2 separate regions of the Homo sapiens genome follow, and region 2 is linked to region 1. Evidence: chromatin loops called from intact Hi-C (ENCODE). Cell type or tissue: B cell. All regions are shown on one strand. Each heading gives the region's core, and the rest is flanking DNA. Links, peaks and the distances in the headings are about the cores only.

Region 1 (5,386 bases), core at 160-5,159:
GGAACATTGTGAGAGATTCTGTCTCTATGAAAAATTTAAAAAATTAGCTGGGCATGGTGGCACAACATCTATAGTCCCAGTTGCTCAGGAGGCTAAGGTGGGAGGATCCCTTGAGCCTGAGAGGTTGAGGCTGCTGTTGGGTGTGATCATGCCACTGCACACCAGCCTGGGTGATAGAGCGAGACCCTGTCTTAAAAAAAAAAATTACAACCTGAGGTGTTTGTATGCCATAAATGCTATTATAGGACTTAGAACTAATTTTGCTTTCCAAGGTAAATATTCTCCTTGTAATCTTATGTTATTCTAATAAATTCATTCTTCATAAAGAGTGCCAAAAAACTTGGGATCATTTTTGGTCTAACACCAGAAATTGTGAATTATTAAGGTTATAATTGTTTAAGAATGATTGCTTTTCGAGATGAGCAGATCACTTGAGGTCAGGAGTTCAAGACCAGCCTGGTCAACATGGTGAAACCCTGTCTCTACTAAAAGTAGAAAAATTAGCAGGGTGTGGTGGTGCACGCCTCTAGTCTCAGCTACTTGGAGGCTGAGGTGGGAGAATTACTTGAACCCAGGAGGTGGAGGCTGCAGTGTGCTGAGTTTGTGCCACTGCACTCCAGCCTGGGTGACAGACCAAGATTCCATCTCAAAAAAAAAAAAAAAAGAATGATTGTTTTTGCTATATATTCCTATAAAAGAGGCGTTGGCAAACTTACTGTGTAAAGAGGCCAGATAGTAAATGTTCTTGACTTTATAGGCCATGTGGTCACCTCTGTCTTAATTACAAAAGCAGCCATAAACAATAAGTAAATGAATGGTTGTGACTATGTTCCAATAAAATGTTATTTGCAAAGAAAAAAAAAATGAATTTTGCTTGGGGCCATAATTTGCCAATTTCTTCTCTACAAAAGAAGTTTAGTTAATAGTAATTTCCCAAATGGAATTATTTAAATAGTTGCCATTCCAAGTGTCTTATTTTTGTTCAAATTTATGTTTTTCTTTATTTGTTTATTTTGAAATAGGAGCACCTAGGCTAAAATGTCAAGAACTCTTAAATTATATCATGGATACAGTGAAAGATTCATCTAATGGTGCTATTTACGGAGCTGATTGTAGCAACATACTACTCAAAGACATTCTTTCTGTGAGAAAATACTGGTGTGAAATATCTCAGCAACAGTGGTTAGGTATGTTTTGAAGGTTGTTGTTTGTGAATTTTTCCTCATGAAATGAAACTTCACCAAAGAAAGCACTCTGTCTGTATCTGTCTATATCCCCCAAGTGACCTGACAGTTTAACAGTACTTTAGTAAAATTATATGGTTATCGAACTGACCCTTAATTTTTATTTATTATGTAGCTTTTGAATAAAGTCATGAATAATATATCAGGTGCCTGATATCAGAGCCGGAATTACAGTTGAAAAATACCATCTCCATCGTCAAGGAGTTGACAGTGGCAGAAGAAAACCCAAGTAAACCAGAGTTCATAATGTGCTGTGATACAGACATATTTGGGTTCAGTAGGTATACAAAACAATGACACCTAAACTCAACCATGATTTAAGTAGAAAGGGAGAAAACCAAGAGAGGGAAGTACCATAAAAGTGAAAGCAGGCAGGGTGCAGTGGCTCACGCCTGTAATCCTAGCACTTTGGGAGGCCAAGGCCGGTGGATTGCTTGAGCTCAGGAGTTCAAGACCAGCCTGGGCAACATGGTGAAACTCTGTCTTTAAAAAAATAGCGGAGGTAATGGCTCTTGCTTGTAGTCCCAGTTACTTGGGAGGCTGAGGCAGGAGGATCACCTGAGCCCTGGAGGTTAAGGCTGCAGTGAGCTGTGATCACACTGCACTCCGGCCTCCATGACAGAGTGAGACCCTGTTTCCATTTAAAAAAAAAAAAAAAAGTGAAAGCAAGAGAGTTGAAAGTTCAAAGGGGCGTGGCCAACATTTTAAGTGTTGTAGAAAGGATAAGACACAAAAGTATCCATTGGATGAGGCAGTTAGCACGCTACTTCTAAGGTAATGGAAATCAAATATATTAGAATAGAATGCATTAGAAGACAATGTACAGAACCCAGTGATTCATTAGATGTGTAGAGTGTGTGCTAGGGAGGAATCTGGTGTTGTTTCCTGTTTATAGCTGGGAGGTACTGAGAGACCACAAAGGAAGGAAGTTATGGTCAGAGATTGAAATACTTCAGTTTGTTGGTTTCAAAGATGGAGCATTTCTGGGTTTGAGAATAAGTGAAAGTAGGATTTGACATTAACAAGATGATTTTAAGTCAGGTGTCAAAGTCTTCTAATACACGAACTCTAAAAGTTTAGAAGCTTTTTTTTTTCATGGAAAGTATTTAAGCTAAATTTTGCTAGCTAAATTAAAAGACATTTGTCCATATTCTTTATTGCCATTTTATTATTTCAAAATGAGATACATGTGAACCACAAAACTACTACCTAATCAGTACCCTCACTCCTGCATTACACTCTACTGTTCCCCTGAGAATAAATGCCTTCTCAGCTAATTTCTTAGGAGTCATTTGTAGCCTTTACGTTACTCTGAACACAAGATAGGCTGTGTCTGTAACAGGGCCCTCAACAAGCCTAGAGACAGCCTTTGGGAATAGGCTGGTGATATCTAGGTTACCTAACCAGATCTTTCCCCAGTATGGCTGGTCATATTTAGGTCATTTTACATTATCACTTACAACCATGGCTGTCACTGAAACAAAGGCAGTCTTTCCCCTAGTCTGCTTACTATATTCTGTCATCTAGTTTGTTCTCTGAAACCCCCTTTTTATTTTTAAACTAACTACTCTTACTTCTTTTTTTTTCTTTTTTCTTTTTATTTAAGCTAACCTTTGCCACTTCTTCCCGGATGTTACTTCTTATAATTAGCTTTTTTGTCAAAGTATTTTTTTACTTAGCTTCCTTTTAAAACTTGCTTAGATGAGGACTCTGTGGAAGAAGCGAAGTCTGTGCTCAAAATATATATTTGGTACAGGTGGTGACTGAAGCCATGACTATGGATGAGATTTGTATATAGAGTTTAGTGTGAGATGAGAAGAATGGCCTAAGATTGAGTCAGCATTTGCATATAAATTTTGGAATCAGCTTACTGATTTCTACAAAAGATCTTGCTGGGATTTTGATACTAATTGCATTGAATCTGTTGCACAATTTGAGAAGAATAGAAATCTTAACAATGTGGAGTTTTCCAATCCATGAACACTGTATATCTCTCCATTTACTTAGGTTTTTTTTTTTTTTTTTTTTTTTTTGCTTCTTTGTTTGTTTTTTTGAGACAGAGTCTCCCTCTGTTGCCCAGGCTGGAGTGCAGTGGCACGATCTCACCTCACTGCAACCTCCACCTCCTAGGTTCAAGCGATTCTCCTGCCTCAGCCTCCTGAGTAGCTGGGATTACAGGCATGTGCCACCACACCCAGCTAATTTTTGTATTTTTAGTAGAGACAGGGTTTCCTCATGTTGGCCAGGCTGGTCTCGAATTCCTGACCTCAGGTGATCCACCTGCCTCAGCCTCCCAAAGTGCTGGGTTTATAGACTTGAGCCACCGCGTCTGGCCACTTGTCTTTTTTGATTTCTTTCATTAGTGTTTTATAATTGTCAGCATATAGATTTTTTGTTGTAAATTGACAATTTTTTTTCTTTAATTTTATATATTAAAAAAAATAGAGACAGGATCTCACTGTGTTGCCTAGGCTGGTCTCAAACTCCTGGGCTCAAGTGATACCCTTCCCTTGACCTCCCAAAGTGTTGGGATTATAGGCATGAGCCAACATGCCCAGCTGCAAATTGACATTTATTTATAATTGTATAAACATAAAGATTTTGTATATGTTTTGTTAGATTTATACTGCAGTAGTTTGTAATTGCATTGTTTTTAACATTTTGATTTTCAAATTGTTCAATGCACAAAAATTATACAGAAGTCCAGTTAATTTTTGTATAGTGACCTTGTATTTTGGGACCTTGCTAAAATCACTTACTAAATCTAGTAGCTTTCTTTGAATGTTCTTTTGGATTTTCTTTGTAGACAAACATGTCTTCTGTAAGCAGTAATTTTTTTTTCTTTCTTTCTGAGCCATGTGGCTTTTATTTTATTTTTGTGCTTTATTACATTGGCTAGGACCTCCAGTGTGATTTATTGTGGTAAAATATATATAACATTTATAATTTTAACTTTTTTAAGTGTACAGTTGTGTAGTATTAAGTGCATTCATATTGTTGTGTAATCATCTCCACCATCCATCTCCAGAACTTTTTTTTCTATACTCAGTAAACAATGATTTACCATTTTCCCCTCCCCTATCCCCTGGCAGCTACCATTCTACTTTCTCTCTCTATGAATTTGGCTATTTGGGGTACTTCATTTTTATGGATTGAATGTTGTGTCCCACCAATTATGTTGAAATCTAACTCCCAAAGGGATGGTATTTGGAGGTGTGGGATTTAGGAGGTAATTAGGTCCTGTGGGTCCAGCCTTCATGGATGGGATTAATGCCCTTATGAAAAGAGGCCAGAGAGCTAACTTGCTGTCTTTCTGCCATGTGAAGATACAGTTCAAAGTCAGTAGTCTGCAGCCCCAAAGAGGGCCCTCACCAGAAACCCACAATGCTGGCACCTGAGCTGCTTTCAGCCTCCAAAATTGAGAGAAATAAATTTCTGTGGTTTCTAAGCCACCTAACCTATAATACTTTGTTATAGCAGCCTGAAGTAGAGGACTCCTATAAGTATTTGTCCTTTTGCAACCTGCTTATTACACTTACCAAAATGTCTTTGAGGCTCATCAGTGTTACAGCTTTTGTCAGAATTTCACCCTTATTAAAAACTGAACACTATTCTGTTCTGTGTATATGCCACATTTTGTTAATTCATTCGTCCATTGGTGGACATGGGTTGTTTCTACCTTCTGATTATTGTGAATAATGCTGCCGTGAACATGAGTATACATCTCCTGAGTTTCCTGCTTTCAGTCTTTTGATTATATACCCAGAAGTAGAATTGCTAGATCATGTGGTAATTCTATATTTAATTTTTTAAGGAACCAACATCCTGTTTTACACAGGAGCTACGCCATTTTACATTCTCACCAGCAGCCCACAAGGGTTCCAGTTTCTCTACATTCTCACTAGCACAACTAATAGAAAATGAGGATTCCTCTTCTAGGCCTTGAAAGTGCTGCATAATTTTGCTTCTTCCTACCTGTCTAACTTAACTAAAGCGCTTCTAATTTCTGTGCTCAAGCTACACTGTCAATTATTCAGTTTCTCAAACCTAGTGGTTTCCATTTTTTTAAATTGACTTTTATCTTTTAGAGGAATTTTAAATTTACAGCAAAACGGAGTGGAAAGTCCACTGGACACACACAG
Region 2 (5,386 bases), core at 311-5,310, 76 kb before region 1:
ACAATGAAAGTGCAGGTCATGCTTTCAGATTCTGTCAATATCCCATTCCCTACACTCAGTTTAAGGGATATGAGTTTTTAACACCTACTGTTCTTATGTGTCCAGAATGTTTACTCATCATAATGCAATGATAACAAAAATTTGTCTACATCCATTCCTGCTGGAAATGAACTGGGAAGCTTCTTTTTCTGTTGAAAAAGAGAAAGAAAAAATAAACTCAAAACAAGGCCAAAATGCTTTCTTAGTAAGTCACCTAAAACAGTATATTGGGTTCTTTCACATACTACTAAAATTGTCAAACTTTTTTAGTCTATTAGAATTTTACTTCTATAGAGAAGTAGAGACAAGTTTTATAAACCCAAAGTTACTTAAATATACTTCAATGGCACCTGAATGTTAGTTTATGGCAAAAGACATGATACAAATCCAGAGTGTCTGAATGTTGAATGAGACAAGATAGAACATGCTTTCTATGTTAGGTGGTTATTACTGCTTAGAAAGCTTTACTAACAGATGTTTAGGGTTACAGGTACTTATCAGTTCCAAAACTTAATATACACTAGATACTTTATGTATACTACATTTAGACTTCACAACCTAAGATACCTGGTAATATCATGTCAAGTGATGAGGCTGAGACTCAGAAAGGCTACAGACTTAACCATGATCACAGGACCAATAAGCAGTAGATGCAGGATTCAAACCCAGACTTGTAGGGCAACAAAGCCTAAATTATTTCCCTGATACCATACTTCCTCTATGATATTTTAAGCACTTTCTTTCTATTCAATCCACTTACTAAACAGCTAACCAAATCGAAAATAAATGGATTTCATTTATCAATGCTATCCCTGCACTGCCTTCCTAGAGACAACCATGCTTAAATAAAAAACATAAGGCCAGGCGCAGTGGCTCATGCTTGTAATCCCAGCACTTTGGGAGGCCAAGGTGCGCAGATCACTTGAGCTCAGGACTTCAAGACCAGCCTGGGCAACATGGCAAAAGACTGTCTCTATAAAAAAAAAAAACCAGAAAAAATGACCAGGCGTGGTGGCTCATGCCTGTAATCCCAGCATTCTGGGAGTCCGAGGTGGGTGGATCACAAGGTCAGGAGTTCAAGACTAGCCTGGCCAACACGGTGAAACCCCATCTCTACTAAACATACAAAAATTAGCTGGGTGTGGTGGCAGACACCTGTAATCCCAGCTACTCAGGGGGCTGAGGCAGGGAATTGCTTGAACTCAGGAGGCGGAAGTTGCAGTGAGGCAAGATCACGCCACCGTACTCTAGTGGGTAACAGCGCAAGACTCTGTCTCAAAAAAAAAAAAAAAAGGAAAAAATATTAGCCAGATGCAGTGGCGCATGCCTGTAGTCCCAGCTACTTGGGAAGCTGAGGTAGGAGAATCACTTCAGCCTGGAAGGCGGAGGCTGCAGTGAGCCAAGATCGTACCATTGCACTCCAGCCTGGGCAACGAGAGTGAAACCCTCTCTCAAAAAAATGGAAAAACATACGTAAATTTGATTTTTCCACTGCTCTAATATGCTAACATTTTTAAGGGCCTATGGAAGAGATTACAAGACGTGGGGGAAAAAAAAAACTGAACATCTAAGAACAAAGTCATTTATTACTTGGTAGTTCTACACAATAGTGTTTAATATTGTTTCCCAATCTTTCATGACTATGTCACGCTCATGAAAAAACTTGAGTTCTACCAAGAAAGAAAGAAAAACTTTTTCTTTTCCCCCGGAAAGATGTTTATAAACAAATGCCTCAGCAGTTTTTCCTGAAAATGCTGTTTCACCTAGACACCTTGTGCGTACTACACTAACACTGCTGGACTGCTTTGTTGCCCTACAAGTCTGAGTTTGAATCCTGCATCTACTGCTTATTGGTCCTGTGATCATGGTTATGTATTTTGTCAATGAAAACTAAAAGCTGTCTTAGCCATAACGTTCAGTCAAGTTGTTGTGGCAAGAACTGCTGAATTCGCTAATCACTAAAGCGGAAAAAAAAGGTGTGGTTTTGAAATTAAAACTTTCAAACTTGCCTTAATTTTCTTCTTTTTCATTGGTATTGATGAATTTGTAAGATTTTTACTAGAAGGACGAGAGTTTCGCTCACGTTCATCTAATTCCTCAATTTTCCGCTTTTTTGTGGTGCTCCTTGAAGATGCTCTAAACTGTTGTGTGTTATCTTTCAGAGGAGTTGCTGAAGTAGTCCTAGAAATGGCTGCCCTGGAGAGAATCATTAATGTGTGGGCAGCCATATTTACACTGTTTTCACTTCCTGTTTCACTGGCAGGGCTGCAGGCAGGCAAGTCTGGGGTGACAGGAGGGACCATTACTTTTGATGTACTACTGTCTTCACTGAAACGCCTACTAGAGGGGGCCTTGATAATATCTATAGGTTCTTCTTTATGTTTTTCCCCTGCCCCTGAGCCAGGTGTCCGGGGCACAGGTAAATCACTACTATCAGCAAGCCTACTTACTGAGCTGTGCCTCTGTATATCCTGTAACATTTCTGTGGTAATCAAAGAACTGGCGGATTTAGTTTGTTCTTGTTTTAGATCCTTCACAGCTGTACCTACTGAAAGTACATTTTTATTGTTTGAAGATGTGCCTTGTTTTTTGGTCATTTCTTGCAGTGAAGCTATAGATTTCTCACTTCGCAAACCCCCATTTTGCTGCCCAATAGATAGTTTTGAATTTTCTGGATTTTTCTGTCTTTCTACATCGCTGCATAATTCATTCTCCTTATTAGCTGTTGCTTTATGGAAAGATTCAAGCACAATTTCTGTTGGTGAAACTTTCTTTTCTGATTGAGTTTCTCTTATGGTGGTATGCCGGCTAATGGCACTTTCCGATTTAGATAAAATCTTAGGCAGAGGAGGCTTCTCTTTCTCTCTTTTGATAGCATTATTAGAAGGGGGTTTTAAGGTGGAGGACACATTGGGTGAGTCAAGATTAGGAAAAGAGACTGCATTCCTTTCTTTGTTTTGGGACACCATCTTATGGTTTGGCCCCTGCGTATTTGCCACAGGAGCAGTAGTGCTGTCGAAACAGAGTACACGTCTGTGGCATGGTTTAGCAGCTGGAACTATACTCTCTTCTGGGAAGGGAACTGTGGTTTCTTCTGATTTTTTCCCAAGATCTGTGGCAATACTTTTGTCAGAAACTTCAGTTCTAAAACAAAACAAAACAAAACTATTTCTAGCAGCATAAAGAAATCCTTTATGTTTTAAATCTGAGCATTCAAACAATCTATGATAGAAACTACTTTATACTCACTTTTGTGCATGACATCCAACTGAATGACCTGACGAATCCACCAAATTATTTACTTGTTTTCCTGAAATTATAAATGAACATTCCTGAGAAAAAGAATATACTCCTCTGAAAGAGGATAGAACAGATGACAATTATCACATATCATGAGAAAAAATTTTAAATGGTAGCTAATGTACACACAAATAGAACACGTTGACAAAGCAGCTTTTAAAAAGCAGCTTTGAAATAAGTACAAGATGGCTATTTCCCCACTGCTACAGAGGAAATCCAGATATGGAATAAATGACATGCATCAACTTCAGGCAAATATTATGTTTGTCTGTTTTTCTGAGACAGAGTCATGCTCTATCACCCAGGCTGGAGCGCAGTGGCATGATCTCGGCTCACTGCAACCTCTGCCTCCTAGGTTCAAGCAATTCTCCTGCCTCAGCCTCCCGAGTAGCTGGGATTACAGGCGCCCCCAACCATGCTCAGCTAATTTTTTGTATTTTTAGTAGAGATGGGGTTTCGCCATGTTGGCCAGGCTAGTTTCAAACTCCTGGCCTCAAGTGATCTGCCCACCTGGGCCTCCCAAAAGGCTGGATTATAGGCGTGAACCACCGCGCCCGGTTCAGGCAAATATTATAAATCCAGTCTTTGGATCTACAAATTACAATGCTCAATATAGCACATAATGTACTACTTACATCCAGGTAGTCACTTAAAGAAAACAACAGATTATATCTATTTTAAAATTCTGTCCCGGTACCTATCATGTTTACAAGCCTATGTCACTCAGAGCACATGCTCTGGAGTTCTAATAGCCATATTTTAATTTCCACGAGCTTCAGCATTTATGTGGGAGAGCAGCAAGATATCAAAACTAGAAAGAAGAGCAAAGATGAGATTATGAAGAAACTTACATATTATGCAAAAGGTTTCAGAGGCAATCCTTTAAGAGATTTATTTATTTATTTATTTATTTATTTATTTATTTTTGAGACGGAGTCTCGCTCTATTGCCCAGGCTGGAGTGCAATGGCATGATCTTGGCTCACTGCAACCTCCACCTCCTGGGTTCAAGCAATTCTAGTGCCTCAGCCTCCCGAGTAGCTGGGATTACAGGTGCACGCTGCCACGCCTGGCTAATTTTTGTATTTTTAGTAGAGAAGGGGTTTCACTACGTCAGCCAGGCCAGTCTCAAAACTCTTGACCTCAGGTGATCTACCCTCCTCGGCTTCCCAAAGTGCTGGGATTACAGGAGTGAGCCACCATGCCCGGCCCCTTTAAGGGTGTTAAATAGGGAAGATGCATGAATAGGTTTATGTCTTTGGAAGATCTGGCAATAATGTGGAAGATGGAACTGAGAAGACAGAAAACTGGAAGTAGAAACTCTATGTAGATGGCTATATTCCAGGTAAGAGATGATGAGGGTCTGAGAGACAATAATGGGCATGTACATTTCCAAAAGTAAAGGAAAAAAATAAATTGTGACATTAACCAAGGGGAAAAACACTAGGCAGAAGAAGTCTTTGAGGAAGAGAGGTGAGAAATATGTAGTTTGAAGGCCTTGAGTTACACAAAATTAGCAAGGGTGGAGAATAGTTTAGTTATGGCTCCAGAAGCCACCATAGTATCAACAGTTATAGAGAAAGCAAAGTAAGGTAAGAATGGAAAAGTTTCAATGCATAATGCAATATTAGGAGGCCACTGGTGACTCTAGTGTAGACAGTTTCAGTAGATGCATGAGAAAAGACAGTAATTTGAATGAAGAAATGGAAGATTAAGAGAGGTTAAGAGATTAACATAAAAAGTCAGCAGGTGGGACAAACCTATGTTTATAGCCAGGGAGAGAAGCCAAACAGGAAAAGTTGAAACATATATAGAAGATAAGAAACTGGAGCACATGTAGACTGCATTAACCTTAGAAAGAATGAAGGACAGTTATTTCTTTAAGAAAGAAGGATGATTTTGGAAGCAGAATAGGTTATGTACTGAATGAAAGTGATGATCAGAAAGTGAAGTTTAATACTGGTAAGATGGAAAATAAAACCACTAGCTAAGAGTGAGGAGGAGCAGGACTAGATTTGAGACGTGTTGTGCAAGACTGGAATAGTTTG

The links. Hi-C counts contacts between places; a loop is a spot of excess contacts. Peaks named below come from ENCODE experiments on the same cell type or tissue, not always from the same donor. Only the 100,000 strongest peaks of a DNase experiment are listed, where the experiment ranks them.
Region 2: it touches region 1 in a loop (3-fold over the local background); 5 of 110 quality-filtered maps call a loop at or near these places.

What each region holds. Positions count from the first base shown.
Region 1 is chr11:108,234,648-108,240,033 of GRCh38, forward strand. It overlaps ATM (ATM serine/threonine kinase), which reads left to right. Exons shown (of 63, transcript NM_000051.4): 5 at 1,023-1,187. Among named protein-coding and RNA genes, the nearest start is that of ATM, 14 kb to the left of the region's middle. RefSeq lists silencers at 2,002-2,202, 2,522-2,722. In B cell, for the core only: no CTCF peak of the experiment used is centred there; DNase peaks (open chromatin) are centred at 1,604, 2,144 and 2,634; H3K4me3 peaks cover 1,572 bases; H3K27ac peaks cover 3,180 bases.
Region 2 is chr11:108,158,832-108,164,217 of GRCh38, forward strand. It overlaps NPAT (nuclear protein, coactivator of histone transcription), which reads right to left. Exons shown (of 18, transcript NM_002519.3): 16 at 3,289-3,349; 17 at 2,049-3,183; 18 at 1-188. The coding sequence ends at 111. Among named protein-coding and RNA genes, the nearest start is that of ACAT1, 40 kb to the left of the region's middle. In B cell, for the core only: no CTCF peak of the experiment used is centred there; a DNase peak (open chromatin) is centred at 2,310; H3K27ac peaks cover 1,619 bases.